2 separate regions of the Homo sapiens genome follow, and region 2 is linked to region 1. Evidence: read pairs that join two places in POLR2A ChIA-PET (ENCODE). Cell type or tissue: HepG2. All regions are shown on one strand. Each heading gives the region's core, and the rest is flanking DNA. Links, peaks and the distances in the headings are about the cores only.

Region 1 (17,014 bases), core at 6,794-11,793:
AACCTGGCTAATATTTTGTATTTTAGTAGAGATGGGATTTCACCATGTTGGCCAAGATGGCCTCCATCTCCTGACCTCGTGATCCACCCGGCTCGTCCTCCCAAAGTTCTGGGATTACAGGCATGAGCCACTGCGCCCAGCCTCTAGGTCATATTATTAAAATTAATTGTCTAGCCTTGTCAGGTATATGTTGAAAATATTTGCCTAGATATCTAGTCCTCAGGTTCTCTCTGTACAGGGTTATAGATATATTATTTATGAATGATAAAGTAAAAAGCTATACCTAGGTTTTCGCCATAACATTGAAATTTACAACTCAGAAATCTAACATCGATTGTTTACTTCATATTCCAAATGCAAAAATTTTCAGTACAATTACAGACAATAATAGGAATTAAAATATATTTATAAATTTAATATAATCACTATATACATATACATAGTTTTAAACTAAGTGGCTACAAATACAGCTGATGCCCCTTTGTGCCCCTGCCCGACCTAACTGTGTACTTCCCCTTATGCTCATGGGCAGTGTTAATAAATTCGAGGCTTATCTTTCCATTAAAAATAGATATGTACATATGATACATTTTTCACTAAAAAATGTATATGAATTTTATCATATTGTATGTAGCCTTCTCCAAATTGTTTTCTATTCAACATTATGGATAAAGTCCTACCATTAAATAAATATTTAAATGTATAAATAAGAACTTGATAATCCTGCATCCTCTTCAACTACACAGCTCTCTTTTTCTTCTCATCTATTTTCTGTGTAGTTCCAGCTACTTGGGAGGCTGAGGCAGGGAAATCACCTGAACTCGGGAGGCGGAGCTTGCAGTGAGCCAAGACCGCATCACTGCACTCCAGCCTGGCGACAGAGCGAGACTCCGTCTCAAAAAAAAAAAAAAAAGAAAAAAAAAAAGTGTTTTCTGCAGCTGCTCTTGCTACACCCACGCCTCCCAGTTCCCTTTGTCTTTTACTCTGGTCACTCTATAGTTCTCATTAAGATTATTCATTACTTTTGCCAGATATATTTAGATATCATTTTACTTTTACTTTTCAATATAATTCAAAAATTGTTATGACTTCTTTATTCTTGATTTTTTCTCTTCTGATCAGCTCTACTCTATGATTTACAACACCACCTTAGATTTCGAACTGGATATTTACATATTTGTTTCCTGCCTATACTTTTTCTCTATCAATAATCACAGATCTAGTTTAAGCAAAGATTGTAAAAAATTCTTAGCAAATCTTATCACAAAATATTACTTGGGCTTACGGACAAATTCCCGAAACCTAATGCTTCCATCTTTCTTTCTACTGTTTAGTTCATTCTGCTGGCACTTTAAAACAAGATATATTTAAAAATAAATAATAATCTATGCAAACCAGTTTTTAGTCAAATAGAGTGCCTCTAGAAACCTACTATTTAAGAGCACTATTAAATTTTGAATTTGTTTGGTAGTCTTGAATTGTTCTCTTTCTGAAAATCTTTGGCTTATATTTCATATATTGTGTAAAACAAACCCCAACGTTGACATATTAGGGCAAAAATCACTGTAAGAGTTACAACAAAAACTACAAGAGCTGGATCTTAGAGGAGTCAACAGCTTCAGGTACAACTTGGTGAAGAATGCTGCCCGAGAACACTTCTACAAGACAGCCAAGTGGCATGGCAACCAAGTTGCCCACTTAGGCTCTCTATTTTGGAAAAGATAAATACTTGATTAAAAGAGCAGAGAGCCACCAGCACTCGGGTGTGGATATGGTTTTATGCAAAGTGTGGCATACTGTACTTCCATGGAAGTGCAAAACCACATAGTAGTAGAGTGTAAAGTCTATACCCCCAAATATCTGTGTGATCTTTGGAAAATTATACATTCTTTGTGAGTCTCAATTTCTCTACCAGTAAAATGAAAATTACAGTCATACTCACTTATTTGAGATATTTAGAAGGATTATGAATTTCAAGAATATAAATGTTCAATGTGTAAATTACAATAATTAATAAACGGTCACACTTATGATGTTAGTTTGGAAAAACTGTACTAAACTTCCCTAGATAGCTAGAGAAACAGTATATTTTGCTTATTTGGATTGTTTTATCTCTAAAAATTCAAACAAATAATACTATAGCTCTGTTTCTTCTGTGAAATTTAAAAAGCCATGTTGATGAAAGATCAAATACAAAAAGAAACTCTGTTATGCAAATAAAACTGATTTGATCGAATGGACCTTTCAAAAATAGAGTAAACACACATACACACACCAAGAATATGTGATCATATACATCCTTATGTCAAATATTTCAGTTATTCAAACACTTGTTTTATTTTAAAAATTTGGATTCTGTTTCTTTTTGTAGCAATAGCACTAAGCAAAAACAAATAGATATGTAGGCACTAAACATTGTTAATTCTGCAATAGCTGGGATTCAGCGTTTCTTAAAACATTAAACAAAATAAAACAATAAAGCTGTATTAGTTTATTTGGGCTACTATAACAAAATACCATTAATAAGGTGGCTTTTAAGCAACAGAAATTTATTTCTCGCAGTTCTGGAGATTGGAAAGTCCAAGATCAAGGCAATGATCTTGAGTTGGTATTTGATGAAGGCCTGCTTCCTCACAGACAGCATCCTTCTTCCTATATCCTCACATGGAAGAAATATTGGGGCTCTCTCAGGCCTCTTTTGTAAGGACATTAATCCCATTCATGAAGGTTCTATCCTCATGACCTAATCACCTTTCAAAGGTCTCACCGTCTAACATCATCACATTGGTGATTACATTTGAATATATGAATTTTGAGGGCACAAAAACGTTCACACCTTTGCAAAAGCCAACCAACACACATTAAGAAGCAAACAAAAACAGGATCAGTTTTCATTAGAGTACAAATCCCAAAGATTTTGAATAGGAAATAGTACATAATTTCTCTAGTTTACTTAGTTACATATATTAGTCACAGTTATGGAAAGGGTAGGCAGAAGGTCATTAATATTATTGAGCTATCTGCTGAATAGATTTTACATTAAACAAATATATAATTTGGACAAATTACTGGCTAATATATTCTTTTAGAATTAGATGCTTTGCTTAATTATCAATATTTTAAAACTGATTTATGGTAGTCTATTCTCAGTCATAGTTGTGATCATTTTAAAGTGAAGACATATACCAAATCACATCACTTCTTGGAAAAAAAACAAAAACAAAAATTCCCATCCCTCTCCTAACTCACTCAGAATAAAATCTCATGCCCCTACCTTTGCTTACCAGGTGGTCCCAGTTACTACAACCTTATGATTATTTTCCCAGACCTAAAATTCTATCTTTACTCTTTTTACTCAGTGGGCCTCAGTCACTCATCTCCTTTTTCACTTTTGAATGTGCCAATCATGCTTATTGCAGTGTTACATTTACTGTTCCTTATGGTTTGAAATTTTTTTCCTAATACATCTGAAAGACTTCTTCATTATCACTTCATTCAGGTTTCTGCTCAAATGCTTCTATATCTGGAATAGTACCTTACTCAACCCACAGTTTACCACGCTGTAAAGCAGCTTTCATCTTCATAGCTCTTATCACCATTAACATAATAGACATTGACCTGTTTACATTCTGTTTGTTCCCAGTTGAATGTAAATTCCAGGAGAGCAGGAATTTATTTCCCATTTGTATTTGCAGCACCTACGAGAGTTCTTGGCACATAATGGGAACAAAATATATATTTGTTGAATCATTCAATCAACTGAATGAATGAATGAATAATAATATAGTCATTAAGGACTTTTTAAAGTTTAAGTATTTGAAGTTGGCAATTAAAAGAATACAGATCTCTGGATAACAGGCAGATAGAAGATAAAAATACTGATTTGTGTTTTATGTCTTTAATATTTTAATTTAGATGCTAAAAATGTTGCTAGATAAAAAAGTACTCCTTGGAATCTGCTAGTATAGGTTCATGTTATTTTACCATAAAGATGATAATTATACATTCTTTATCAGCCACTAATTTAAATTCTTTAAATATGTTATAAAATTTCAGTCCTATTCACTTGCTAATTTGACATAAACTTCTTTTAAAGAAGCTACATTGTATTACATGTTATGTGTATGTCATTCTAATCTCAAGTTTAACTTTTCCTTTTTTCTACATAAATGAGTCACACAGTGTAAAAGGGAGATTTTCAAATCGTCACTAGAGATTAAAAGAGTGATCCCCTCCCTAATATGTGAAACTTGAAGGAATTAGATTAGAAAATATTTTGATGGAAAACATAGGTTGATTGTGCTGCCACAAATACCATAATTGCAAAACAAAGAGGAAGGGAAAAGGGGAAGGCACAATAGATTATTTGTATGACTCCCAATCCTGTGTTGTACATGCACACACATAAACAAACACACACAGATTCATTAGTGTATCTTGATCGTGAGTGATGCCTCCTGTCAAAAAATAGACAGACTCTGTGGAGCCCTACACAGAGGAAGAGAACTGAAGCACTACCTAGTCAGTAGCTGGGGCTACAGGTATTATGAGTGACCTGGTGAAGAGGGACTGATGGTAATGAGACATCCAATAATGCTTATTTCATAGACTGGCTTGAAAGGTCCCTTTTCTTGTCGGATTTAACCTTAACAAGCAGCCAAATCTAGGTTGTGTTGAATAAATGTAAAATTCAATGTCCTATCACCTTACAATATTACTTCTTCTCCACACAAATAACAGAATCTTTAGGAAGCTGAAAATCACAATAACTTTAATCCCTTTCCCATTGGTTTTGCTCTGATATTGAATAAGGTGTGGAGGATTTCCACAGTCACTTAGGAGCCTTACTTGGTTTCTGCTATGGAACAAAGAACACTTAGGTCTGTAAGTTTGAGCACACAGGGAAAAAAAACACAGATACAGACACGTAAAAAAACTCTAAAAGTTTAAATAGCAAAAATAGATAATAACATGTATTCCACAATAAACATGGGTCAAGTATTACTTTGAGCTTTTTATAGGTATTGAGTAATTTATTCATTTAAAAAAATCAAATATAATACTTAAAATTACAAAGGTAATTATTTCCAATTTGTCTTTTTTTATCCATATATATAGATATGGATCTATATATGAATGGATATAGTTATAACTATGTAGATATTAATTTTCTATATAAGCATTAATTAAATAGGAAATGATAGTAAACATGGCAAATTATGCCTAAATTATATTTTAAATGTTAATTTAAAAGCAGAGAATATAATTATGGCAAATAATTTAATACATTAATTTTCAAAGGAAATTCAGATTCTTGAAAAACAAACATAAAACAATTGAGGCAATTTTTCTACTTTATAGATGAGTAAATCAACTCAAAGAAAATTATATAAGTTGCTTATAAACACTTAGGAATAAAACACTTCCTAATCATGAGATAAAATGTAAAACTAGCTGGACACAGTGGCTCATTCCTATAATCGCAGCACTTTGGGGGGCTGAGATGGGCAGATCACTTGAGGTCAGGAGTTCGAGACCAGCCTCGCCAACATGGTGAAACCCCGTCTCTAATAAATTTACAAAAATTAGCTGGGTGTGATGGTGTGTGCCTGTAATCACAGCCACCCAGGAGGTTGAGGCAGGAGAATCTCCTGAAACCAGGAGGTGGAGATTACACCACCGTACTCCAGCCTGGGTAACACAGCAAGACTCTGTCTCAAAATAAATAAATTAATAAATAAATTAATTAATTAATATAATAAATAAGTAAAACAAAACATATATTAATAGTAAAACTTATATATAATTATCACAATCACATCAATATTCTATAAGTAACAGCATTCCACATTATAGAAAAAGATGATCTTTTAAAGTTATGTTTCAGATTATTATTAAATTGATAGCAACCATCAACCAAGCTATCCCAAATAAAATTAGGGAGCAATTTCATTTATGAATATAGTAGAAAATAATTTTTAATATGTCTAAAAAGTATTCAATATTATAATAAAACCTATAAAATCCAAATGTTTATTCTAATAATATGTATTATGTTGTATATTTGTATATTAAGATGTATAGTAATATATTTCACTGGTGTGATACTTTAAGGGAAGAAAATGAATGTAGATCACATCAATAGATGCTGACATATAATTTTATATAATTAAGCATGTGTTAATGAGTAAAGCAAATAATAAACTCCTGTTGGCTTAAGGGGTTATTCTTAAAAGTGGCATTAGATCTATCTGAAACCAACAGCATAAATTAATTACTACATGCGACCCTTCAAGCTCAAACACTTACAAGTAAAGCATGGAAACAAAGAATGAAAATAAATCATTTCAAAGACAAGGTTTATGAAAAAAACAACGTCTTTTGAAAAGTGTCTGTTCATATGCTTCACCCACTTTTTGATGGGGTTGTTTGTAAATCTGTTTAAGTTCTTTGTAGATTCTGGATATTAGCCCTTTGTCAGATGGATAGATTGCAAGAATTTTCTCCCATTCTGTAGGCTGCCTATTCACTCTGATGATAGTTTCTTTTGCTGTGCAGAAGCTCTTTAGTTTAATCAGACCTCATATGTCAATTTCGGCTTTTGTTGCCATTGCTTTTGGTGTTTTAGTCATGACACTTAATGCAGCCAACAAACATATGAAAAAAAGCTCATCACCACTGTTCATTAGAGAAATGCAAATCAAAACCACAATGAGATAGCATCTCACATCAGTTAGAATGGCAATCATTGAAAAGTCAGAAAACAACAAATGCTAGAGAGGATGTGGAGAAATAGGAATGCTTTCATACTGTTGGTGGGAGTGTAGATTAGTTCAACCACTGTGGAAGAGAGTGGGGTAATTCCTCAAGGATCTAGAACTAGAAATACCATTTGACCCAGCAATCCCATTAGTGGGTATATATCCAAAGGATTATAAATCATTCTACCATGAATACACATGCATACGTACGTTTACTGCAGCACTATTCACAATATCAAAGACTTGAAACCAACCCAAATGCCCATCAATGATAGACTGGATAAAGAAAATGTGGCATATATACACCATGGAATACTATGCAGCCATAAAAAAGGATGAGTTCGTGTCCTTTCCAGGGACTTGGATGAAGCTGGAAACCATCATTCTCAGCAAACTAACACAGGAACAGCAAACTAACACAGGAACAGAAAACCAAACACCGCATGTTCTCACTCATAAGTAGAAGTTTAACAATGAGAACACATTGGCACATAGAGGGGAACATCACACACCAGTGACTGGGGGTTAGGGAGCCTGTTGGGGGTTGGGGGGCAAGGGGAGGGATAGCTATAGGAGAAATACCTAATGTAGATGACAGATTGATGGGTGCAGCAAACAACCATGGCACGTGTCTACCTATGTAACAAACCTGCACGTTCTGCACATGTATCCCAGAACTTGAAGTATAATAAAAAAAATCTGTAGTATATCTAAAGTCTTTCATTTTAATTTTAGTTCATTTCATTTAACAATTTGCCAGCCAAAAGAGGGCTATGGCAGCAAGGAGATGGTTAGGGGATTGTACAAATTATTTCAACCATCCTTTTCTCTATGTTCTCTGAAATGGCTATTAATAGTATTGGATTTCCTGGATTAATTATCATGATTGATTTGTATTTCAAAGTGTGAATTTTATTGTATTTCCTTAATTTTGTAATTTAGCTACTCCTGATATTTTCTTTTAGCAATCAAAGTTTTAATTCCAAATAACCCATACTTACACACAAATTTTCCTTTCTCTTTTTAAATAACAGTCTATCATTCATTACTTAATCTGTTTGATCTGCAGATTTGAATTCTTATCCGCAATCTCAGATGCACAGCATGCGACAACCAAGCGATAGCGTCTAATCGAACATAGCCTAAGAGACTTCTTCCATTCTGCCTCATTCGTAAGCTGCTATTCATTGTCCTAACACTAATTCCCATCCATCATAAGAGAAACTGATTTCTCTTTGTTTCCTTTGGGAACCAAAGCCTCTGATACCCAGTTTTATCACTCACGAGTTTTACCTTAAACACCAGAATGTGATTCAGCCATTTTTATTTTACTACTTTATAACAAGGATGGCCTTTCCTTCGTTACCCAATAATATGTGCTTCATTTCCATTTGATACTTCATCAGAATGGTCTTTGCCATTCCTATTTCTAGCAAATTCTCTTCAGGCTTACATAAGTATTCCCTAAGAAGGTTGAGTCTTTCTCAATAGTCTTCTTTCTGAGTCTTCACCAGAGTGACACTTACCAGTACATTCAGGACAATAGAGGCTTTTTCTAGCATGCACTCCAAAATTTTTCCAGCCTGTACCCATTACCCACTTCCAAAGAACACAGTAGTTTTTGTAAATATTACTAAATAGTAATAGTATATACTTCCAAATTGATAATCAATTTACTGTAACTTCTTCAATGTATGAGAGTTTTCGTTTCTCAAAAGTTATCAGATAATAATTTGCCAATCTAATATATTAAATCATATCTAATTTTTGCTTGATGTGTGCTTCTTTCATTACTCTTAGGTTTGATTGTATTTTGTACTCTTTTTTAATACTCTGAATATGTCAAAATATCCTTTCAGTTTTCTGCAGGTCCTGCTCATTCTCATCTATAAGATCTTAACACAAATAACATTGCTCCAGAGAAGTTAGTTTGGATTATCTTATATGTGGTTTCTAATTACTTTTTTTCTCATCTCTTTGAAAATGTCTTTTATGACACTGATCACAACTTGTACTGTCTTGCCTAATTATTTGTTAATTGTTTACATCCTCTGTTCCACAACCCACAAATCAATGTACTCCATGTTGACATGTATTATAACTCTTTTGTATACCATAACCCAACGTCAAAAAGAACTTCACACGTAGTATTATTACATAAGTTCTTGTGCCATAAATTAATTAATCATAAAACAATTATGTGCCAACTGTAGAAAATTTCAACTAGAGTATAATTTCCAGGAAAGGAAAGATTTTTTCCTATTAATTAATGAACTAAAAAAGTGCCTGGTATTTAATATATATTTAATATTTATTTATGAAATTGAATTATTTTGATTCCTCAGAAGTTGCTTAAGGTTATCTGCTATTTTTAATCCAAATAATATATAGTTAAAATTGCTAAAAATCACATAAATAGAAAAAGTATTATTTCCAAATTAAATAAGTATTGGGTGTTACATCACACACACACACACACGCACACACATACACACACACAAACTTTATCTCTGCAACTTATATTTTGAGGGCTAATTTAAATCATGGTGAAGATTTTCCTTTAAACAAAAAAATTAGAGAAAAAAAGATAAAGTCGATATTAACATATTAAATCAGTGTTGGTGGACAATTGAACTAGATCATGAAGGATCATCTTTAGAGCCTTTCTAAACATAAAATAACTTCGTTATTTTGGCGAGTACATGAAACAGCTCACAAATGAGCTGACACTTTGCAGGAAGCAATTATTGCCTAAGGTAGGAAGTTTAAATGTTTGCTTTTCTTTTATGCATCATGAAGGGGGAAAGGTCTTCCTATAAGTAAAAAAGATAATGACGTTGACACAAAGATTATAAAGAGCCATATTGCTTTGAAAAACTCTCTGAAATTCTAGTTAAAGATCAAAACACTCTTTTACAAAGCACATCTGAACAATGTGTGATTGGAAGATGGCAAGAGTTGTACTACCAAATCTTTGCTGGTAGTACAGCTTTTCCACATATTAAATCATCCCTCCTTCCTTTGTTTTTCTTTTTTGAATGGTTGTATCAGAACAAAGAAAGCTGATTATATGTCTTCCTGTAGGGAAAAGAGATCAAACTACTCAATGTGATGGTTTATGTATATAAATATACTTGTGTATATAAATACCAGTTTCTTCTTATTGTTTAGCTGGATCTATGTGTGTCACACTTTTACACTTTTGCATAAACCAGCAAGTTTGCTACAGCTAACAAAGCCAAAAGCATTGCTACAGATGTTCTTTTTGTTAATTGGAAAATAAACTTAATGAAAAAAATTAAGTTATTCTACTCAGCTTATCTATGCTGGGCAGCTGGTTTAACTCAGTCCTTCATCATGCATCTCAAATGCTCCATCCAGGACAGCAGAACAGCCTAGGCACGTCCTCAAGATAATGCGAGGGACACACACTTGCAAATAGAAACCTACCCATAAATCACCTCCAAAAGCCTAGGCTTAGAACGGGTATATTATTTACTTCTACTTCAGTCCTTGACCAAGCGCACATAGAGCTAAGGGGTAAAGCTGGTCACTCTGCACATGGTGAAAAGACATTGTCCAAAAATGTGGACATAGACAATAAAAAGAAGGAAGGGATTGGATCTATGGGTGCATTGACTGGTGCTTTTGTAACTCCTTCTAGCAATGTTAACTTATTTTAAAATACAGGTTAGGAAAGAGAAAACATTTCTGAGAACTTTGGTCTTTAAACTGTCAAATGTATGGGTCTAGATACCTACATTAGGGCAATAACTACAATGGAAGTCTAATAGTTTATGGTAGAGACATTAGTTTTTCCCTTTTAATTGCTGTAAGCCTTTCTGGTTATAATTCTTATTTTTAGAGTCATATGATTATGCTATTATAGGCTACTAAGGGCTTGATAAGAATATACTGATTTAAACATTATCACTAGTGCAAAGGAGTATCAGATTAAACATTAAATCCTTAAGTAATTAACTTAATAAGTTGCTTTAAAGAAAATACCATGACAATCTTCACTTAACTGGAGTTAAATCATTTTATCTAATTTTGTAATTTTATTTATTGATAGAAAAATATATAGCATGAGACTCTGTAATGTGCACAGTTTTCTACATCTTCACTTTTTGCAGTTATCCCTAACTGGTTTAATATATCTTAGTAAACTAAAATTCTATTTAACATATACTGTAGAATTAAGATCACCAATTCAAAGAGCATGATATATGCTAACTCCTATATAATGTAGTCATCAATATTGACAGCCTGCAACCTGTTTTCGAAGTTAAAGAAACAAGATTTTGACAATATGTTATCTAAACTGTTTGTATAAAACAAAATATTTTTGCCAAACTAAGTGTTTTTGAATTGAAATTCTAAATAATGCTGTTAGGTTAAGAGACTTAGTCCCAAAAGCTGCATACATTGTTTCTGAAATCATACAGGAAAAGAGAGCCATATAAACACACAAAAAAATGTGAAAAGTGCATTACTCCAGAAACGTATACACTATAGTACTCATCTGTAGAAAGACTCTTGAGTTCTAACATTGCCTCATATATTTTTACTATCTTTTTCAACACAGTGAAGGGTGGTTACTCATGCTTTTGGCAAATGCAGAAATTGAGGCTGGGAACTAAATAAATGAGATCAGGTATCAGTGTAATAAGCATTATTATATACATATGAATTCAGTTCTCTTTTAGCTTATATAAAAGGTACTTCATGTGTGAATTAGGTTTGGTAAATATAATGAGTCCGTCAATTAGTAACTGGAGCCAGAAAATTTTAAGTGCCCTTTCTTTGAAAATTCATATGGGATACTGAACAAAAAGTGGGACAGAAAAGTAAGAGTCTAGTAAAAATATTTGCAACCGTGGATAAGCAAGTTTAAATTTAAAACTGCTGAAAATCTTCACAATACCACCACCAGGTAGGCATGTTTATAACTACGTACAGAAAAATACACTCAGCAACACAATTATAATTTTAATTCGTATTTTAAAATCAGGATACAATCTCCAACAAAATAAAATACATAGAAGAAAATATTAAATTTTTGTATCATGTAAAGATATGAAAATTTGTTGTAAAGTCCAAAAAGCTAAACACGGTCTCTGCTTATTACTCTGGGATCGTTGCTTACTATCCCCATTCCTCATTCCCTGGTGTTTTGTTTTGTTTTGTTTTGAGACAGCGCCTCGCTCTTTTGCCAGGCTGGGGTGCAGTGGTACAATCTCGGGACACTGCAACCTCTGCCCCTTGTGTTCAAGCGATTCTCCTGCCTCAGCCTCCCAAGTAGCTGGGATTACAGGTGCCCGCCACCACGCCCAGCTAATTTTTGTATTTTTTTTCAGTAGAGATGGGGTTTCCCCATGTTGTCCAGGCTGGTCTTGAACTCCTGCCCTCAGGTGATCCAATCTCCTTGGCCTCCCAAAGTGTAGGATTACAGTTGTGAGCCACTGTGGCCGGCCTCCCTGGTCTTTAAAATACTCACAGCGTATACACAAACACAAAACAAACAACAACCAGGTCACATTAAATATACCTCAGTTGCTGCACTCTGCCATGCTATCTCTTGCCATGATTTCACCCACGTTGATCCCTCTACCAAGATAACTTTTTCTTCTTGCCTTCATCTCTTTTACCTTTTTGGATGTCTCTTCATTTTTAACTATTTTATTACTATTATTATTATTATTATTATTATTATTATTATTATTTTGAGACGGAGCCTCGCTCTGTCGCCCAGGCTAGAGTGCAGTGGCGCGATCTCGGCTCACTGCAAGCTCCGCCTCCCAGGTTCATGCCATTCTCCTGCCTCAGCCTCCCGAGTAGCTGGGACTACAGGCGCCTCCCACCATACCCAGCTAATTTTTTGTATTTTTAGTAGAGACGGGGTTTCACCGTGTTAGCCAGGGTGGTCTCGATCTCCTGACCTTGTGGTCCGACCGCCTTGGTCTCCCAAGGTGCTGGGATTACAGGCGTGAGCCACCACGCCTGGCCTTATTTTTTAAAGGAAATCATATCATGCCTGTAATCCCAGCACTTTGGGAGGCCGAGGTGGGCATATCACGAGGTCAGGAGATCAAGACCACCCTGGCTAACACGGTGAAACCCCGTCTCTACTAAAAATACAAAAAATTAGCTGGGCTTGGTGGCAGGCGCCTGTAGTCCCAGCCACTCGGGAGGCTGAGGCAGGAGAATGACGTGAACCCGGGAAGCAGAGCTTGCAGTGAGCTGAGATCGGGCCACTGCACTCCAGTCTGGGCGACAGAGCGAGACTGTGCCTCAAAAAAAAAAAAAAAAAAAAGGAAATCATAACAATTAGCATTATTTTTTGTGATAAAATTAAATGAGTTAATGCTTGCAAAACACATAGGCTAGTTACAGAAACATACAAAGGGTAATATATATTATTTTAAATATTACTACTCACCCTACAGATATCTGCCTAAGAATCATTTCCATCTGCAAGTCTCCTCTGGCCCTTCTAATAGTATGCTTACATCCCAAATGTGCAACATCTATGTGCCCTGACATATTTCATGTTGTGTTACAATTGTGAGTTTACTTATCTGTATACTCCCTTCACTCGTCTGTAACATCACTGAGAAATGGTTCTCTTTTTATCTCATATAATAACTATCAAAAAGAGAAAAATAAAGATGATATGCAAAAAACAACATGCATTGTGGCATGCCAGAAGATGATACGGGCTGTAGACTAATCCCTATCTAAATTGTTTGAGGGCCGCCAATTTAGTTTTTGAAAGATGAAGTGAAAAACATTTATGGTGATTAAAAAGAAAGGCCAAAATGCTATCAAAAAAACTGGGTGAAAAGCACCCGAAATTATAAAGATTGAGTATACATATATATACATTTGGAGAAGAAAAAAAAAATTAAAAATTCAGTTACAGTGGCATATTCACAAACTGTGTTAATCAGGGTTATACAGAGAAACATAACAAATAGAATATTAGGTATGGATTAGATAGAAAGAGAGAGAGAGGGAGACGGAGCGGGAGAGGGAGGGAGAGGGAGGGAGGGGGAGAGGGAGAGAGAGAGAGAGAGAGAGAGAGATTTATTTTAAGGAATTGCCTTATGTAATTTTGGAGTCTGGCAAGTCACAAATCTGCCAGGTCGGCCAGAAGTTGGGAGACCCAGGGAAGAAGTCATGTTGTAGCTCCAGTCCAAAAGTAATCTGCTGGCCCAATACCTTGTCCTCCAGAAGACATCTGTCTTTTTTCTCTTAGAGTCTTCAAGTAATTATTAGAGATGCATTCCCACATGATGGAAGGTAATCTGCTGTATTCAAAGTCTACTGATTTAAATGTTACCCTTTAGAAATAACTACACAGCAACATCTAGACTTGCATTTGACCAAATATCTGGGTACTAGGACCTACCTAAGTTGACACATAAATTTAACCATCACAACACTGGAAAAGTGAGGTTTGAATTAATTTTTTCTCTCTAGGTTTTAGCCCACTGGCCAGTTATTTAGTCTCCTTCGTTTCAAAACAAAAGTCATAATGAGACCAGGTTTGGAAAATGAGGTGCCTGATGGAATCTGCCTGCCCTAGGCCTTACTTTTGAAGAATTAATGGCTACTTTTTATTCATAGTAGTATTCCTGTTATTAATTAGAGTAATTCTGTGCTGTATTTTGCTGTTATAAGCACAGACTTTCAAGTGATGTAATCAACAACTTCCACAGCCTTATATTCCAAAGACCTGAATCTAAATTATTGAATATCATTAGTAAAGCAATTCTAATCAAATATTCACAAACTCTTGTGACAGCCTTCAAATATCTACAGAAAAGCAAAGAAAAATTTATCATTGTAAGTATTACAAGGTCATTATTAATTAAAAAGAAAGGTGTTTATAAAACAGACTAGTGCATGGCAGATGGCACATTCACAATAAATGATATTGTTATTTTGATTACCACTTCATCTTTCTGTTAGAAGAGCAAGCAAGTAGGAGAATAAGAATAAAAATCACATCAATGTGGACTAAGGCCTATCTTAATCCATGCATAAACTTATGCATTACATAATATACTTTTACACCTTCCAAATGTTTGCATGAAAACATACTAAAATATAATGTCAAACTGTTAAAAAATAAATGAACAAGAAAGTTACATTACCACAATTATCTTAATATCTTGTATAGAGAAAGAAATTAACTTCAGAGTATTCTACCAAACTCAATGTGTATCTTGCAATTACATATTTCTTGTTATAAAAGAGATTGATTCCTAATAATATAGCCACATATGAGTCTAGCTTGTCAGTGCAATATGCCATCAAAAGGGGAAAATAACTACTTAGGGAGAAGTTAGGTAAAGAGCTCTTTAGGCTGACCTTTTGCTGATAAATTGATGATGTTCTCATTAGCAGCAACCCTGCTATTTGCCCTCAATAAAAGATAACATCCTGCTGTTAACGTAATTTCCATTTTTGTGATTTAATGACACAATTATATTGAAGATACTTTTTCCAAATGGATTAGGGTTTAAAAGAAGGTAAAAATGTTTTAAACATTTGTATTCTGTTTTCCCCAAACCAAATAATGTTTTTCACATTGTGTGATTATATACGATAAATACATCAGAAAGGTGGGTGACACTCAAGTCATTTTTAAATATACTTGCTACTAAAAATAATGGTTATTAAACCTTGTATTATAAATATTTTAATATTTTTGTCTTCTGGTACAGCTGGCATTATTGTCCATAGGATAGTCAATTTATTTTGTACCGTGAAAAATATTACATCTTTTTCTCTGAAATTCAGATAACTCTTTTCATAATTTAACTGAATCCTGATATGGCAAAAGCCTGGTCATTAGATATATTTTCAGAAGGGAAGCAGCATATCATTATGGGGAGAGCAGAGACTTTGAAATCTGGCAGATATATGTTTAAATTTTGGCTTTAACCTTTATTAGATAAGTGATTTTGAACAAATTATAGTCCCTAGAAAAATATTAGTTTTTTTCATCTGATTACGTAGTGAATGGAAAATTAGATAATGGATATAAATCACATGGTTTATAACTGATGCCAAAGCTCAGGCCTTTTAACTTGGGGCATCTAATGATTTAATGAAAGAGGACACCAAGGAAGGAGTTTCTTTCATTGTTGAGTCTCTTGCCTTGATTCATGGGACAATTAAATAATCCATAAATTGTGATATATATATATGTGTATATATATATGTTTCTGTGGGAATCATTTTTTCTTTATTTTATTATGATTCAAATGTTTGTCCATAAAATACTATTAGTATATTTCTTAATTGTACTGGTCAGTTTGTTTTTGAGAAAAGGACATAAAAAAGAAAAGCTCAATAGAAATCATGTAAATATTGAACACTTGTAGAGCATTGTGGCTCCTATAATCAATTCCAAAGTAAAGACAAGGCTTTTATCAGACTGTCCTCCCACCACTGCCCCCCCGACACACACACGCACACTTTCCCATAGACATGAGTACCTGGACAAGAAAAGACAGACAGTGGCACCTTAGTTGGGCAACTGCTGTACTCAGAGGAAAAACAGGGATCCGCTAAAAGGCAAAAGCCAGCAGAGATTGCTGTCCCCTGTAGGGTGCAAAAAAGATATTGTTGGCTGGTGAAGTACTAGAATTTCTAGTAGAAACAGACACTGTTATGACCAAGGCAGAAACATCTTAGAATTTCCCAGAAATATTAGGGGTCAGATTTTGCAGATATTTAGATGTCTATTGTAAACAATCAGAGACAGAAAGCGGCCAAAATCTGAAAATATTTGTTTTCAAAGTTATGTAATAACATAGCTTTCTATAACTGTATGGCATGTTACCATTGTGCTGTTATAAACAATAGAGATTTGCCCTTTAAAAAACAATATTCTATGTATGTATATATATATGTATGTGTGTCTATATATAGGATATAGAAACATTTATATGTAAGGTAGCAAATATAATATATATTAAATTGACCGTGAAATATGTGCATCTGTAGATTCAAGTAGATCTGTATATTTAAGTACACCATGAAATATGTGAATCTGAAGAAAAAATGTTTAGAAGCAGCACATCTCTAAACAATGGCAAAAGTCTGAATTCTGCAATTCATTTTTCTATAAACCAATATATAAATATTTCAACATTCTGCACATTAATATTGTAATATGCTAAAACTGTTACATTTTAGTATGCCAAAGTGATCTCTTGAAAGCATTTTTTTTTTTT
Region 2 (17,014 bases), core at 6,300-11,299, 72 kb after region 1:
CAAATTTGTATTCAATTTGTCTGAATATATCTGCGGGCTTTTTGGAGAGCTGAGATGAAAAATTGCTCTGATAAATCACTAAATTTGCATCACTTAGACTCCTAACAGTTTTTAATTTAATTTAATTTTATTTTATTAGAATACTTACATATTGTCATTTTGGATTTAATCCATTTTCTACTCTACACTGCTGTCAACTTTATCTTTGTCAACTCCCTATTTAATAAATATCTAGGATTCCTAAAGAAGTCCAAACCAGCTCAATATTTGCTCATCAATCTATTTATACATTCATTCTTTCAACAAAGACTTATTAAGTATATGTGTGGTTTTTTAGGAAACAATTATTGACTGATGAAACAAAAGACCAAGCCTATGTTCTCAGAGTGTTTTCTTTCTAGAGGGAGGAGACATAAAATCAGATAAACAATACCAACATATATTGATAGAGAAATAGATAAAGCACAATTGTCATCATTTTCTTGATAGCTATAACCAAGCCAATTAATTACAGGTACAGCATTTGAAGCCCATAGAACTCGAGGAAGTCCACAAATTAGTTATATGGGGGATATATTAAACTCTGAAATTAAATGCAAAAAATTATGTATATATGTATGTTCAAAATTTTCTGTGGAAATTATCCATTGCTATTGTCAGATGTTCAAAGGTATCATTGTTACCCAATAAGAATTTTCTGATAGAAAATGTGTCTTACAAATTCAAAAGATTTCAGGTCTCAGTCAGAGAGTGTATTAGTTTATTATTGCTGCTGTAACAAACTACCATAAACTTAGTGGCTTAAAACCACACCAATTGAGGGCAGAAGTATGAAATCAATTTCATTTGGCCAAAGTCAAGGTGTCACCAGGCTGGATACTTCTTGAGGCTCTGGAGGGATTCCATTTCTTTGTTTTTTCTAGCTCCTCTAAGTCCCCTGTATTCCTTGGCCAGTGCCTTTTTCTCATCTTCAAAGCATATCACAAAGAGTTTGCTACTGCAGTCACATCTTCTCTGATACACTCTGATCATCTGCTCTCTCTTAGGAGGACCCTCATGATTATATTTGGGACCCACCTGAATAATCCAGGAATATCTCCTCGACATCAACATTCTTAATTTAATCCCACTGACAAGATCTCTTTTGCCATATAAGGTAACATTAACAGATTCTGAGGATTAGGGTGTGGACATTTTTGGAAGGGAGTAGCATTATTCAGTCTACCACAGTGGATTAAGGAGGTATTTAGGGAAGGCAATTACATAATTTATAATCACTAAAATCATAAAATCTAGGTGGTCATCTTCTTTATGTTGATATACAGTCACAGGTACCTTTTTACAGATGTAATATAGTTTACATCAAGGATTGGCAAGCTTTTTCTAAAAAGTAACTATTTTAGACTTTGTGGGTAATGTTATGTCTAGTGTAACTGACAAACCCTGCCACTGTACTGGGAAAGAACCCATAAGCAATATATAAATTAATGAATAGGAATATGTTCAAATAAAACTTTATTTACAAAAACAGGAAGTGGGCAGCATTTGACCCATGGTCCAGAGTTTTCTGATCCCTGGTTTAGATAAGTATAAACACGTTAAGCATTTAGTGAGAAGCTATTTTATGTGATATTCTTTGGTAATAAGGTTGTAACATGTTTAATAACCTGGTCTTTGGACACAAACACATTTGGGTTCAAAACTCATTTTCGTCACAAGCATTATAAAATTACAAAAATTAATTAGCTGTCTAAACATAACCCCATCTGTCACATAGTCACATTTACTTAACTGGGTTATGTTTCTAAGACGTGATATTATAGGTATAGAACATGTTCCTGAGGTTGGCAGATATTTAAGTGCCAATAAATATTTTATATTACATTCATGCATAGATGCTGGGGTATAACAATATTTCACTAGACTGTAGAGACATACATACAGATCCAGTCAATAAAACAGTACAAAGTGTATTAAATTAAATATGGGGTAGATAATAGTAATAAAAGAAGTCACAGCTGATATTTAGCTGTGTATTTGAGTCCTTAAATGAGGTTAAAATTGCTTAATAATTGTTGGAAAAAAATGCTAAAATTTTGACTTTAAAAAAATTCCTAATATTATAGTAAAAACAATAAGGTATATAATTCTGATTTAACAATAATTCAAGTTTTTTTAAATTTTATTATTATTATACTTTAAGTTTTAGGGTACATGTGCACGACGTGCAGGTTTGTTACATATGTATACATGTGCCATGCTGGTATGCTGCACCCATTAACTCATCATTTAGCATTAGGTATATCTCCTAATGCTATCCCTCCCCCCTCCCCCCACCCTACAACAGTCCCCGGTGTGTGATGTTCCCCTTCCTGTGTCCATGTGTTCTCATTGTTCAATTCCCACCTATGAGTGAGAACATGCGGTGTTTGGTTTTTTGTCCTTGCGATAGTTTGCTGAGAATGATGGTTTCAAGTTTTAAGTCCATATACATTTTATTTAATTGGAAAACTAAAATTTAAAGTATTTAATTTAAATTTTTATTGCTCAAGACGTACAATGGCTGGGCGTGGTGGCTCATGCCTGTAATCCCAGCACTTTGGGAGGCCAAGGAACGCAGATCAACTGAGGTCAGGAGTTCAAGACCAGCCTGGCCAACATGGTGAAACCCCATCTCTACTAAAAATACAAAAATTAGTCGGGTGTGGTGGCAGGCGCCTGTAGTCTCAGCTACTCAGGAGGCTGAGGCAGGAGAATTGCTTGAACCCGGGAGGTGGAGGTTGCAGTGAGGCAAGATCACACCATTGCACTCCAGCCTGGGCGACAGAGCAAGACTCTGTCTGAAAAAAAAAAAAAAAAAAAAAAAAAGAAGAAGAAGTACATCAATATTAAAAAAAATGGGCTTGAAAATGTATTAAAACTCAAATCATCTTTCCTCTTATGATTAGAAATCATTTCAGACACTTTTCAAGGAGGATTCTATTTGAACTAGACAGTGCTGATTGGTGATTTGGTACATATTCTTCTCTAATTCAAAGGCCACAGTCCACTTATTCAAATTTTGGCATTATTCATGTCAAAGTAAATTTTGTACAGCCTCACATGAAGTAAAAAATTGACAGTGTCCAATAACTTTTCCTAGTTTATAATATGTTTAGGCTTACAGAAAAAGTATTCACTTTCATAATGAAAATATATGAAATTATTTTGACTAAACTATCTAAAATATCAAGACTTAAGAGAACAATGTAAATAACTCTCTATTTTTTCCTGCAACAGAGAGTTATTAAATGTTTTTCACCATTTTGATACTTATTATTCTACAACCATGAAAGCCAAATCAGGCTATTTCAAACTTACTTATATGAAGCATTTTTGTTAGTAGAAAGCTTCTTATCCCTCTGCTTGGGAATATAAATAATGTAGAGATTTTTTGGTTGTTGTTCTCAAATGCCAACTTAAAAAGCTACATATCCTCTTTTGCTCTCAAGTGTTTTATATCATATATTAAAGAATTCTTCTCTTGAAGACATTATAAAAGTATTTGTTATAGTATAAATCCAGTTCAGAAAAAATATACTTGAGCAACTTCTAAGAAGAAAATACGTGATTTAGACATTGAGTCTGAAATATTACTCTGACAATATTTGTATTCTAAAAAGTGATATGTTTGCCTAAGGAAAGTTCTATTCAATTTTTGTTTGAGTAATAACATTTTAATTTTACTAAAAATTCTTAATTCTAAGCAATTCTTAAAGTTCTTTTGAGCACAGATATGATATAGAAAGATTATTCCAATTATATTTAGTAGGATAGATTACATTTTGAGAGATATCAGAGATAGCAAACAATTTCAAAACAAATTACACAATAGATTAAGTTAGTGGAGGTAGAAAATGGAGAAGCATTGATGGACAGAAGAGAAAAGTAGTTTTGAATTTCTCAGGGTACAGTGTTATGTCATTGTTAAAATTATCTTGGAGGAAGATAGGCCTGAATTCAGGGCCTTGCTTTTTATTTACTCATTATGAGAACATTGTAATGCTTTTATCTGAGACCAAGAACTAGTTATATAACCTACCTCATAAACATAGGAAAATGAAATGAGATACAGTGTGACAAGCAACTTGTACAATGTCTTTTAGGGGCTGGTAGTCGAGATAGTAATAGAATATCTAATGACATATTAATTGAATGGAAGAAGAAAAAGAAAAATATAAATTGAATGTGATTGAAGTTGCAATTCTGTGATTCAGCCATTAAAAGAAACAGAAAAAGCTGGATGTGAAGGGAGTGATAAAGCAAAGAGCTAAACATAAGGCTAAAAATCTACTCTTATTCCTCTAACACCTTGCATTATTAGTTCTTACAATATTTTGACTATCTTTAATTGGACTTTGGTTATTCATCCTAATTAACTAATAAGCTATTTATTCTAAAACACGATTGTTTTTATTTAACACTAGGAATGCTTTGTCTCATATTTACTACCATAAAGAGCAGTTGGCTTGTTCCTGTCCACACAGGTTTACTTGTCATTCATTGCCTTCTGCTTTATTGATTAAATGACTTTTTGCGAATTTGTATTCAGTCCAGCACCTCCGTTTCTAAAAGATAGGGCCTAGAAAAATGATGCAGTTTCTGGGGCCAAATAGATTGTGGCACAGCTGATGCTTTGTTCAAAATCTATACCGACTGAAATAACTGGATCAATCATGTGGCTATCTGCATTGATTCATAAGGCTGCTGACAATTTGAATCAGCTGTCATTTTGCATAGAAAACTGTTGCCAAAATCTATATGATTAAAATCAACTTTCTTTTAAATAGATGGTAAATAGAACACAAAAGACAAATCAGAGAAGGAAAAGTATAACATCTACCAACTGGAAAACTAATGCCACTATTTCATCAACATTACTATTCATACTAAACATATTTTCATTGCTAAGCCTATGGCACTATACAAGAAAGTTGAATATAATAAATATCAAAGAATAGTTTTGAAGATATGGAGATAGCTAACAGTCATAATGAAAGATATTTAGAATGTATAGCTCTATGGAAAATACATAGTGAAATATATACAGACAGGAGTTATCAATTATAAAACCTTAACTCTTTAACATTTTTAAAAACAAACCTAATTGTGCCTGTGTCTTTTTTGTTTACTAATATCAAGCACATATTCTTTCTAAAACATGTAAATTTATGTCTCAATTCTAGTGTCCAGGGAATAATTTTTCTATTCCATAAGACTATAAAGTCCAAAACAAAAATCTTCAGAAAACTGTTTCATGTCTTGCTTCTCACTATTGTTTGTTTAGCTATGAGAAATAATAATATATTTATCATAGAATTTTAAGAAGAGTTTAGTATGTTTCATAACTTTAGGTATCTCAAAAGTGTTTTGTGAGCAGTAGGACTAATGTAATATTGTTTATTTTTATTCAGGATGTATTAATTTCTTTTCATCATTCACAGCATAATATCTACCTCTGAGAGTAGCAACTTGAGCTCAAAATATGTACTTTATTTCCAGCAAAAACATCTTTAAAATAATTACATATTTCAATAAACAATATAAACTCTTTTCTTCCATTTTGTTAACTTATCTCTAATTATGAAATTAAAATAATCAAATTCTAAATATTTTATTTAAATATTAAAAAAGTTTTCACAAGTGAATGTTTCAGATGTTTGTCTCAAAAATGCTGTTTAAAAACTTTTCAGTCATATAATCATCAATATTTTAATTTTAAGCAAAGGAAATTAAAACCACCATTACTATAATTCAAACTTATATATAGAAGTCACATATCATTCATATCTTACAGATTTTATTAAATTCTAATTTAAAAATTTGAAATGTTTAATGTACCAATAAATTAGTGGGAATACATAAAAGACAATTTTGGTATACAATATTAACTAAATACTTAATTTTCAATTTCTATTTAAATTTGTGTATATTTTACTTATTTTTCTCATTGAACTGAATTCAATGGGTATTTTCCAAATGTAAAATTATATCTTCAAGAAAACGAATCATGGGTGCTTCATAGACATCTTCCTATTAATTTATTTCCTTAAAAATTCAACATATTAGAGATTAAATATATTATTTACAATACTCACTTTTGATCAATGTTTTTAACCTTAAAATTTTTAACTTTAAGAAAAAAAACTCTTAAAATATTTATATTTCTAATTACAGATTATATATGACTATCACTAAAGGTTAATTTAATTTATGTAGCTGAAAATAAATTAACATAAAGCATAGAAGAGAGTATGAGAGGGCAACTTACTCCTTGTTTCTAAAACTGGCAAAGTGTGAAGGTCACAGCTTATATATTAATATATTCTATTATGTCATCTGTTGTAAACAAAGAATATTAAATACTCTTATTCATTTTCTTCTAATGAGCATATATTACTAAGGTGTCTAATGAATAGATAAAACATCTTTTTTCATTAAATATTTATTAAAATAATATTCTCTACGCTCACCAATTAAGGGACAATTTATTCCAAAAAGATAGCAGGGCAAACGCCAAAGAGACTGACTTCATTCGCTTATAAGCCTCTGGCTATCAAATCGATAATATTCCCTCCTGTTCTTTATTGGATAAATAAAAATAAAATAAAATACAATGTAAACCAAAGGAAGTTATTTAAAGCTAAATTGAATGCAAAAATTTTTATTGAATTCCATATTAAATTCAAAATCTTTAGTGATTTACTGAAAAGTGTCTATTTGCATTAAAGGCTCTATTCCTTTCTCTTAAATGTGTGTAAAAAAGAGTCTAATAATTCATTTATATCAAAATGCTTGACAACTCCAAAATATTAAACAGTTTTTCACTCTCTCTTCCTGTCTCTTTCTCTCTCTCTCTGTCTCTCTCACGCACACACACTCATGCGCATACACGGATTTAACTATGCACAGTAGATGAGTAGAATTATTTAAATTAAAGCAGATAATTTCTGTGTAGTTGTTCTACAAAATTACAAAGATTGTTATCAATAATAATACATCGGAGGTAAGGATTTACTATAATAAGCATAAGTAACAGTTATAGGTACATAGATATAAATATACATAAAAATTATGGGTAAATTATACATGATGATAATGAAGGTAAATAGATAATAGATTTTTATGTTTATATTCTTTAGAAACTGTTTACTGTTTTATAATTTGAGTTTAATTTATGTTCATAATTGATTCCACCACAAGTATTTATCAATTGTTTCTCTTTCTTAATGTTTTCTGGGAGAAAAAGCAAATACCCTTTCTTTCTTTTCTAAATAAACTGACAAAGCAATACACGTTTATGGAAAAATGTTTATAGGGAAGGATTTCAGTTTTTCTTCAAAGCAGGAAATGGGTGCCCTCTGCTGTCGATTTGTAGGTTATTTTAGCCAGTATGATTCTGCTACATGTGAAAATATTCAAAAGTGTAAAAACCTATTATTATATTATTTATAATATATCATATATAAATATGATATATTGTATTACACATTCTATGCAAATAGAATATGTTGTATTATATATAAATAATATTTAATGTATAAAGTTGATAATTTTTCAAAATCAAGATTTGGTTCAGTTACATGAAAGATGAATTAGCTGAGGAGTTGGAAGAGGGGATTATTAATTGTTTGTAAGTATTTATACAATAGAAAGCAAAGACGACAAAAGCCCAAAGCTTTTAAATGAATAAAAAGCAAAGAATTGAGTTTCAGGTGAATATTTTTAAAAAAATAATTATTCAATGTTTCACTACCATCTGCACCATCAATAATACATAGCACATGGAGTATTTTTTCTGAGTAGTTTATTAGAATAATACAAAAGAATATCACAAGAGTTAATTGATATTTATTCTTTTCTACTTTTTCCTCATTCTCTCTCAATCGCGCAGAAATGCTTTTTTTAAAAAAGCAATGTGAATGTTATGCAATAAATTATAAATGTAAGGAAAACCTTCTCATCATTTAATTTTCAGATTGTATAACATACGTTCAGGTCTTTTATTTGATTTAAATATTATAAATTAGGAAGTTTAATATATAACAAACCAAAAAAACTCCCATTTAATGAACATAATTATAACAAAGTATTTAAATACATTTAAAACTATCCTCCTCCTGAAATTACTCACATTTTTTAAACACTTGAGTATTTACTTAATAGTTATTTATTATCTATCTATAAGGCAGTTACTCTAATAAACCTAAGAATAAAGCCATGAGTTAGGCAAGGATCCTGGTGTCAAAAAGCATGTGTTACTATAATATGGTTTAGTTATACTACCTAAAATATCACCAGTCATTATATGTGAAAATATAGAGTATTTTTTAAAAAGTACATACATACCAAAATCTTATTTCTCAACCCAAATATTAGCTCCACTCCATGTTGAAATTCACTGCAGGTGTAGATATATTGAGATATATGTTATGTGTGTATGCGTGTATATATATGTGTTGGGGCGGGGGAAAGATAAAGCGAGAGAAAGACAGAGACAGAAAGCAACTGAGAAAGAAACAGAGAGAGATTCCGATACATAATTTCTGAATATAACTTTTTACCAATAATTCATAAATTCAAAAAAAGACAATATATTTATTATCGCAGTGCTTATCCACAAAATTAAATATAATCTCTTTCAAATGTTTTATTTATATACAAGTTAGAAAGAAATGTTCTCCTCTTAATTGATCTCAAATAATTTGCCATGCTTTCTAATAATTAGACATAACAGACATCTTTAATAAATTACTCATTTTTGAGGTATAAATTTTCTGAATCTTTTTTAACCAATAAGAAACTACGTTTCAAACTATAGTCTCCTTTTTCTTAATGTCCTAAGAAAGATGCCCTCAAATTTCACTGCCCATTTACTCTGATGTACTTTAGCCCCGAGGTACATAAAATCCATTACATCATGATTTGATGCAGTGAAAAATTCATTAAAGAAATATGAACTCTGAATAAAAGTATTTCAAACAAGAATTATTTTAAATAAATAATTGTGTGGCAGAGAAGTGAATTTAATTTTTCTAATAAGATAACAGAGAGTGATCCATCAGTGGAAAGATGATAGACTACTAGTAAAGAGACGTATACTTCAAGAGTATCAATTAGTGACAACCAAAAATGACTGTATCATACATATAAATAAAAATAATTTAAAAGAAAAACACATTCAAATGATGTTGCAATATACCTGTGGACCCAAAATTTTGTTTTGATAGGGATTTCACAATTTTCAATGGGTTCTCTGAGAAAAGAGTTTTTAAAAATAATTATTTAAGATTTTTGTAATTTGTAGATCTATATATTTATAGGGTACATGAGATATTTTGATATAGGCATGCAATGTGAAATAAGCACATTGTGAGAACATGTGATGTTTCTCTTTCTGTGCCTGGCTTATTTCACTTAACATAATGAGCTCCAGTTCTATCCATGTTGTTGCAAATGACTGGATCTCACTCTTTTTATGGCTGAATAGTACTCCATTGTGCATATGTACCACATTTTCTTTATCCATTAATTCGGTGATGGCCACTTGGGTTGCTTCCAAAAGTTAGCTATTGTAAAGAGTGCTGCAACAAAGAGGAGTGTGGATATCCCTTTCATATACTGTTTTCCTTTCTTTGGAGTATGTATGAAGCAGTAGGATTGCTGGATCTTATGGACTGCTCAATTTCTAGTTTTTTGAGAAACCTCCAAACTGCTCCCCATAGTGGTTGTACCACCAACAGTGTACAGGATTCCCTTTTCTCCACATCTATTGCCTGTCTTTTGGATATAAGCTATTTTAAATGGAATGAGATGATAGAGTACAGTACTTTTGCTTTGCGTTTCTCTGATGATCCATGTCGTTGAGCACTTTTTCTTTTCTGTTTTTTTTTTTGTGTTTTTTTTTTTTTTTTTTTGAGATGGAGTCTCGCACTGTTGCCCAGGCTGGAGTGCAATGGAGCAATCTCGGCCCACTGCAACTTCTGCCTCCTGGGTTCAAGAGATTCTCCTGCCTCAGCCTCCCGAGTAGCTGGGATTACAGGCGCTTGCCACCACGCCCAGCTGTTTTTTGTATTTTTAATAGAGACGGGGTTTCACCATATTGACCAGGCTGGTCTTGAACTCCTGACTTCAGGTGATCCACCCACCTCGGCCTCCCAAACTTCTGGGATTACCGGCGTGAGCCACCGTGCCTGGCCCATTGAGCACCTTTACACATGCCTGTTTGCAATGTGTGTATCTTCTTTTGAGACATGTCTATTCAAATATTTTAAATATTTTGCCCATTTTTAAAAATCAGACTATTAGGTATTTTTCCTATAGTGTTGTTTAAGCTCCTTTAAATGTTCTGGTTAATAAACCCTTGTCAGATGGGTAGTTTGCAAATATTTTCTCCCATTTTGTGGGCTGTCTCTTCAGTTTTTCTATTGTCTCCTTTGCTGAACAGAAGCTTTTTAACTTGATGCGATCCCATTTGTCCAATTTTGGCTTCGTTTCCTGGCTTGTGGGGTATTGCTCAAGAAATCTTTGCCCAGACCAATGTCCTAGAGATGTTCCCCAATGGTTTCTTGTAGTTTTATAGTTTGAGGCCTTAGGTTTAAGTCTTTAATCTATTTTCTTTTGATTTTTGTGTATGGTGAGGGATGGGGATCTACTTTGGTTCTTTTGCATACGGATATTCAGTTTTCCCAGCACCATTTATGAAGATATTGTCTTTTCCCCAGTGTATGTTCTTGTCACCTCTGTCAAAAATGAGTTTTCTGTATGTGTGTGGATTTGTTTCTGAGTTCTCTATTCTGTTCCATTGGTCTATGTGTCCGTTTTTATGCCAGTGTCATGCTGGCTCTGTAGCATAACTTGAAGTCAGGTAATGTGATTCCTCTGGTTTTGTTCTTTTAGCTTAGGATAGCTTTGGCTATTCTGGTCTTTGTAGTCCCATATAAATTTAAGGATTGTTTTTACTATTTCCGTGAAGAATGCTATTGGCATTTTGATAGGGATTGTATCAAATCTGTAGATTGCTTTGAGTAGTATGAACATTTTAACTATATTGATTATTCCAATCCATGTACATGGAATATTCTCCCGTTTTTCGGGGGTCCTCTTCAATTTCCTTTATCAATGTTTTTATAGTTTTCATTACAGAGATCTTTCACTTCTTTGATTAATTCCAAGGTATTTAATTTTATGTGTAGCTTTTGTAAATGGGATTACTTTTTAAATTTCTCTTTCACATTGTTCACTGCTGGCATATAGAAATGCTACTGATTTTTGTATGTTAATTTTGTATACTGCAACTTTATTGTTTTTCAGTTCTAATAATTTTCTTGTGAAGTCTTTAGTTTTTTCCAAATATAAGATCATATTATCATCAAGTAAGGATAATTTGACTTCTTCCTTTCCAACTTGGTTGTCCTTTATATATGTCTCTTGTCTGATTGTTCCAACTAGAAATTCCAGTAATATGTTGAATAAAAATGGTGACAGTGGGCATTCTTATCCTGTTCCAGATCTTAGAGGAAAGGTCTTAAGGTTCCCCACTCAGTATGATACTAGATGTGGGTCTGTCTGTCTTATATGGCTTTTATTATACTGAAGTATGTTTATGTCATCCCCAGTTTTTTGAGGGCTTTTATCATGAAGCGACATTGAATTTTATCAAATGCTTTTTTCAGCATCAATTGAAAAGATCATACGTTTTTTATCTTTTATTCTGTTATACAATATATCATGTTGATTGATTTGCGTATGTTGAATCATCCTTGCATCCCAGGGATAAATTCCACTTGGTCATGATAAGTGATCTTTCTAACGTACTGTTTAAGTTTTTTGTTTCTTTGTGTGTTTGTTGAGACAAGGTCTTACTCTGTCACCCAGGCTGGAGTGTAGTGGCATAATCATGGCTCACTGCAGCCTCGACTTGCTGGGCTCAAGTGATTCTCTCACCTCAGTCTCCTTCGTAGCTGGGACTACAGGCACGCACCACCATGCCTGGCTAATTTTTTGTACTTTTTATAAAGATGGGGTTTTGCCATGTCACCCAACGGTCTTGAACTATTGAGCTCAAGCAATCTGCTTGTCTTAGCCTCCCAAAGGGCTGGTATTGCCAGTGTGAGCCCCTGCACCCAGCCTATTTTGTATTAATATGTTGTGTAACTTCTTTTGGGAGGCATATTCTGTATTTAACTTTTTCATATTGTTTGATGTAGTCACATTTATATAGTTTATGGTGTATATTAATAAATTAGTTTTTCCTTTTTAAGTTTCTGTTCTAAGTTGTCATTCAACTACCTTCTGATACTTACATATGCTTTATTCCTTAAACATTAATCATAAAGTACAGGAATAAAAAGAATTAATTTTGACATTTGTCATTTATTATTATTACAAAATAAGTATCCTTTAAGGAAATATTAATATTAACTAATGCAAGATCTCATGCTGTTACATTACTGCCATAGACAGCTATATAGTCATTACTTTCTATGGCAGTAGGAGTTAAAAGTAGAATGCTGTTCAAATTACTATTCTTGTACAAATTTTCTTTAAAAAGCCAGCGTATAATGGCTTAAACAGTATTAGGTTTCATATAAAAAAGGAATAAGAAATGCTTAATATGTCAACTCAACAATCTCATAGATGCACAATTATTTCCAAATATGACGAGCATTCAGGCCCCTTCAGTAGTTTTCCCTCTCAGGTTATACTTTGACCAGACTTAGCATCTCCAGCAATCTGGTATTGGTATGTCTGGTGATCAAGGTTACTACCTATGAATTCCTATCAGTCAAAATGTTAAATATTGCAACCTAGAGAGTGAGGCAGTATCATTGGGAAGCAGAGAACCTCTCTTTACTCTCTTTAGCTGTTGTATAAGTGCAAGATAAAGACCAATAACGTTTTGCATAAGTGTTAATACAAGCTGTTTCAGTCCAGCCTCCTTGTGCTCTGGCCTCAGTGCCTTAACTTACTGCCTCCGGCCCTACTCCTCTATTTATGTGTCCTGAAATTAACTAGCTTGCTAATTGGTTGTAGGTCCCAAAGGTCGAGAGCTATGAAAAACTGTATATACAAATTTGCCATCCTTAGTAATATAATGATGTTCTTAAGATCCTGAGACTACAGTCTTTCAGCTTCAGAGGACTAGCTTTAGTTTCTTTTAGTAGTAGTTATAACTAAAATTTTAACCTCTCTGAGTGTCAGTTTCCATCTTTGTAAACTTAGGAATTGCTCTGTAATTCACTGATATAGTTTATCTAAAGTTCCTGACACAAAATAAGCCATGATATATGTTAGCTATTATTAATTATTGTTTTTCTTATTGGCTTTACATTTGACTACTGAAAAGTCTTGTATTTTGGGATATATAGCAAAATAAATGAGGATACTTGGAGTTATCTATACAAATGGGTTCTAAGGGTTTTTTGTATAATAGATTTTTAAAAGTATAACAACTTAAAATTCATAGAAATTTGGAGGTGTATAGAAGAAATTCAAGTAAAAATAAATAACTTACCTTGGTTTATGATAATATATACATATGTATATTATATACTATATATACATTATATATGTATATATGTATATATAATGTATACATACTATATATTATACTATATATACAATATATAATATATAATATGAAAAGTTAAATACACATACATATATACATACTATGTGTACACTATATATAATATATAGTACGTATATAGAGTATATAATATATGTATACATAATATATACATACTGAATATTATATATTGTGTATATATAGTATATAATATACTGTATATATAATATATACATAATATATATTATATATAGGGTACCTATGGTATGTGTATATGTATGTGTATTTAACTTTTTATATTATATATTATATATGTATATATAGTATCAGAAAACTTTACCTCTAAACTATCATATCACAAAACTGTTCTATGCCTGGGATGTTGAGTGGTGGAAAATAATCTTTCCAACTCGGCATCACAATTTGTCCTCTAGTTTCTGAAGCATTACTCCTGAATCCAGAATCTCATAATATTTAATTAATATATCAGCTTCTTTTGGTCCTAACAGGTTTGTAGAAACACGTCAGATTTTCCAACACTTATTCATTCATTCAACAAGTATCTGTAATGTTTTTAAGTCTTTTATATGCTCTGATTAAGCAATGGTAAGCAAAACACAACTACAAGACTCTCAATTGTTACAGAGATAGCTATCCAGAGACGAAAAACAAATGTTAAATAATAATCCTTAAATAACTGTTTATTCTCTCCCAGTCAGTTCAACAGATATGTATTCATTTCATTCAACACACATTTATTTGGCTCCTGCTCCATGTGTTGCCCATAGAGATAAGATTAAAACAAAAAGCCTCCACCAAACTGGAGCTTAAACTCTAGTGAAAAAGACAATAATAAACAAATTCACAAATAAATATGTAACATCGTAGGTGACAAATTACACGGAAAAGATAAATACGCTAAGGAAGGTAGAAAATGTAAGTGGTTTGTAATTGCTAAATTAATTCGTATTAAATATGAATAAGGTAATATTTTTATAAGTGCTATAAATAAAAACATGGGTATCTTAAAAGACAGAAGAAAATGACAAAGAGGATTTACTCATGGTGGAGAAACTAGTCTGTTTCATCCATTAACATGTAGACTTTGGATCTCTGCCAGCCATTGTTAATCATTGATCTCTGTGGCTAGATTTCTTAAACATACACAGAAGTTCAATAACTTTTGATGCCATGAGGAATTGTGTGGACTAAGCACTAGGTAGACATTTGTGTGCAGCACGATTAGCTAGGTAATGTAAGTCTGCAGACCTTCACTTCTCCAGTGATTATTTCTTGCCTAACCTGTTTCAGTCCTAACCTGTTTGACTACATTGAGGTACTTCCTCTTGTGTTCCAACTCTGCCCCTCTGGCATGTCTTACTGTAGCTTGGCAGCCAGATTACGGTCCTCTTTTGGCTATCTTATTTCTCTTTTGAACTTATATATCTGAACTCAATTTCTAACTGCTTATTTGGTTTTACATTAGTTTCTCTTAATGCAGCTCTGGTTCTATCCTTAACAAATGCACGTTTATTTAGTAACAATAAATATTGTCCATTTGATCATTAATATGAACGGACTTACATTCTGTGGTCATAAAATGTCCAGAGTTTTATCTACATTGGTTGAAGAGGCCAACTGATCTTCCATCTCATCTAATTATTTGCATTTATTTAACATTATATCCTATTCCATATCTGCTTGAGTCTGTATTCATCAGTTAAATTCCAAGACATACAGTCCCTGACCATCCAGAAAGATCCTATGCTCCAGCTGCATTTTTCACAAAATTCTATTTGTCTTCATTGCAGTACATTACAATTACTATATTCCAATTTAAAAGCAGGAAAAATTATGCACCCAGTATGTGATAGATAATTGTTTAAATTAATAAATGGATAAATCAAGGTGCAGAAAAAAATGGACTCCCTCCAAAATTATTTCTTTTGTAGTTTGAAATGTTATTTTAAATGACGTATTCCAGCATTAAAATATTCCCACTCAGAACAGTCCTTTCTCCATATGTCTTACTACTTAGTATACCTATGTGCTGTATTAATAATACTTTAGCAACCAAATAGCAGAATGTGAGGATATGCCCTGCCTGGGAATATAAGCTTAGCTGTCCATCCAGAAAGGACATACAAGTTGGAAGAGTATCACTACTACATTTTGACTTTTAATCAACTGCCCTCACATTACCTGCACCATATTCTGTCTTCTTACCGTATATGGCATCTGTCTGCTTAAGCAAGAGTGGAGAAGATATTTTCTGTATGTTGTCACTGTTAGAAAGAACAAGTCATAGCTGCATGGAGCAAAGGTGAGGATTCGGGATTCTAACTGGTGTCCAAACAAACTTTCAATCAATCTTCTTGTTTTCATATCTTCTCTCTTTACAAGTATTTAGGAGTTTCACTGGCAGAAACATTCTATTATTCTATGTGTAAATACACTTGCCTTGTGTTGCATCTCTAGGCAAGCAATTAGCTTTCAACTTTGTTTTCCCTACTAAAGTATCACTGTAAAGCAGACTCAGTAATTACGGATCCCAAGAGAGGACTCTCACTGCATGGAGAATAGCAAAGGTGATTATTACGCCAAGTACCAGAAACTGAAGTCTATATAATGATTCCCACTGCATCCTGGGCTACTGCTTATGTCCATCATGCACTAGTTACCTATTTATCTGAGTCCAGTGTGACAGAATTCACTCACATACAAGTTATGTGAATCAGGTTTAATACTGACTGATAAGCTGAAAGGCACAGAAGACTGGATCAATTATGAGCAGATTCCCCAAGGCTTAAGAAACAGTACAGAGAAGAAAAAGTCTTGACTGTGTGTGCCCCATTTTGCACGACAGTTGAGGGACTCTGAAAGGCAGTTCACCCCTTTCAGAGGTTATATAATTCAGAGACTATGTGACTTATGGGGCAAAACTTTGAAGGACATCCTGCTTCTAGGGGAGAGAGAACAAAGCCCAGGCTGTCCTTCCTAATTCAAAATATTGCATTTCCAGCATGTTCTACAGTTATTCTTGAGATCTATAAGCAAGAAAGAGAGGAGAACTAGGTCATCCCAAGGCCATCTAGGGAAATGTCCTGCTATCACTTGCTCATCTGCTTGTTTTTCTTCCAACATTTTATTGACATCTCTTATTTTGTACAATAACTACCCATGGTATTTTTCCCTAGTGAGATGAAGCAAAGATGTATGTGTATACCAGTCTATGTTTATATAGATATAGAATGTATTCTATTTTTATAGTCCTCAGCTATTATATTTGATTTTTAAGAGTCGCTTCTATAAGTGCTTGAAAAAAAATTATCTCATGCCTTTGTGCCATTCTCCCCTCTTCCAAGCCTATAGAAACTTGACAGATGCTTCTGCAGAAGTACCAGT

The links. ChIA-PET counts read pairs that join two places held together with the same protein. Peaks named below come from ENCODE experiments on the same cell type or tissue, not always from the same donor. Only the 100,000 strongest peaks of a DNase experiment are listed, where the experiment ranks them.
Region 2: POLR2A ChIA-PET joins it to region 1 with 5 read pairs; 2 of 35 experiments call an interaction of 5 or more read pairs at or near these places.

The regions. Positions count from the first base shown.
Region 1 is chr3:80,608,958-80,625,971 of GRCh38, forward strand. The region is part of intron 3 of LOC105377177 (a long non-coding RNA gene); the gene reads right to left. Among named protein-coding and RNA genes, the nearest start is that of LINC02050, 150 kb to the right of the region's middle. RefSeq lists a silencer at 807-1,016. In HepG2, for the core only: no CTCF peak of the experiment used is centred there; a DNase peak (open chromatin) is centred at 9,564.
Region 2 is chr3:80,681,641-80,698,654 of GRCh38, forward strand. The region is part of intron 1 of LOC105377177 (a long non-coding RNA gene); the gene reads right to left. It overlaps LOC105377176 (a long non-coding RNA gene), which reads left to right. Exons shown (of 3, transcript XR_940989.3): 2 at 1,047-1,156. Among named protein-coding and RNA genes, the nearest start is that of LINC02050, 75 kb to the right of the region's middle. In HepG2, for the core only: a CTCF peak has its summit at 7,405 (motif pointing left); no DNase peak of the experiment used is centred there.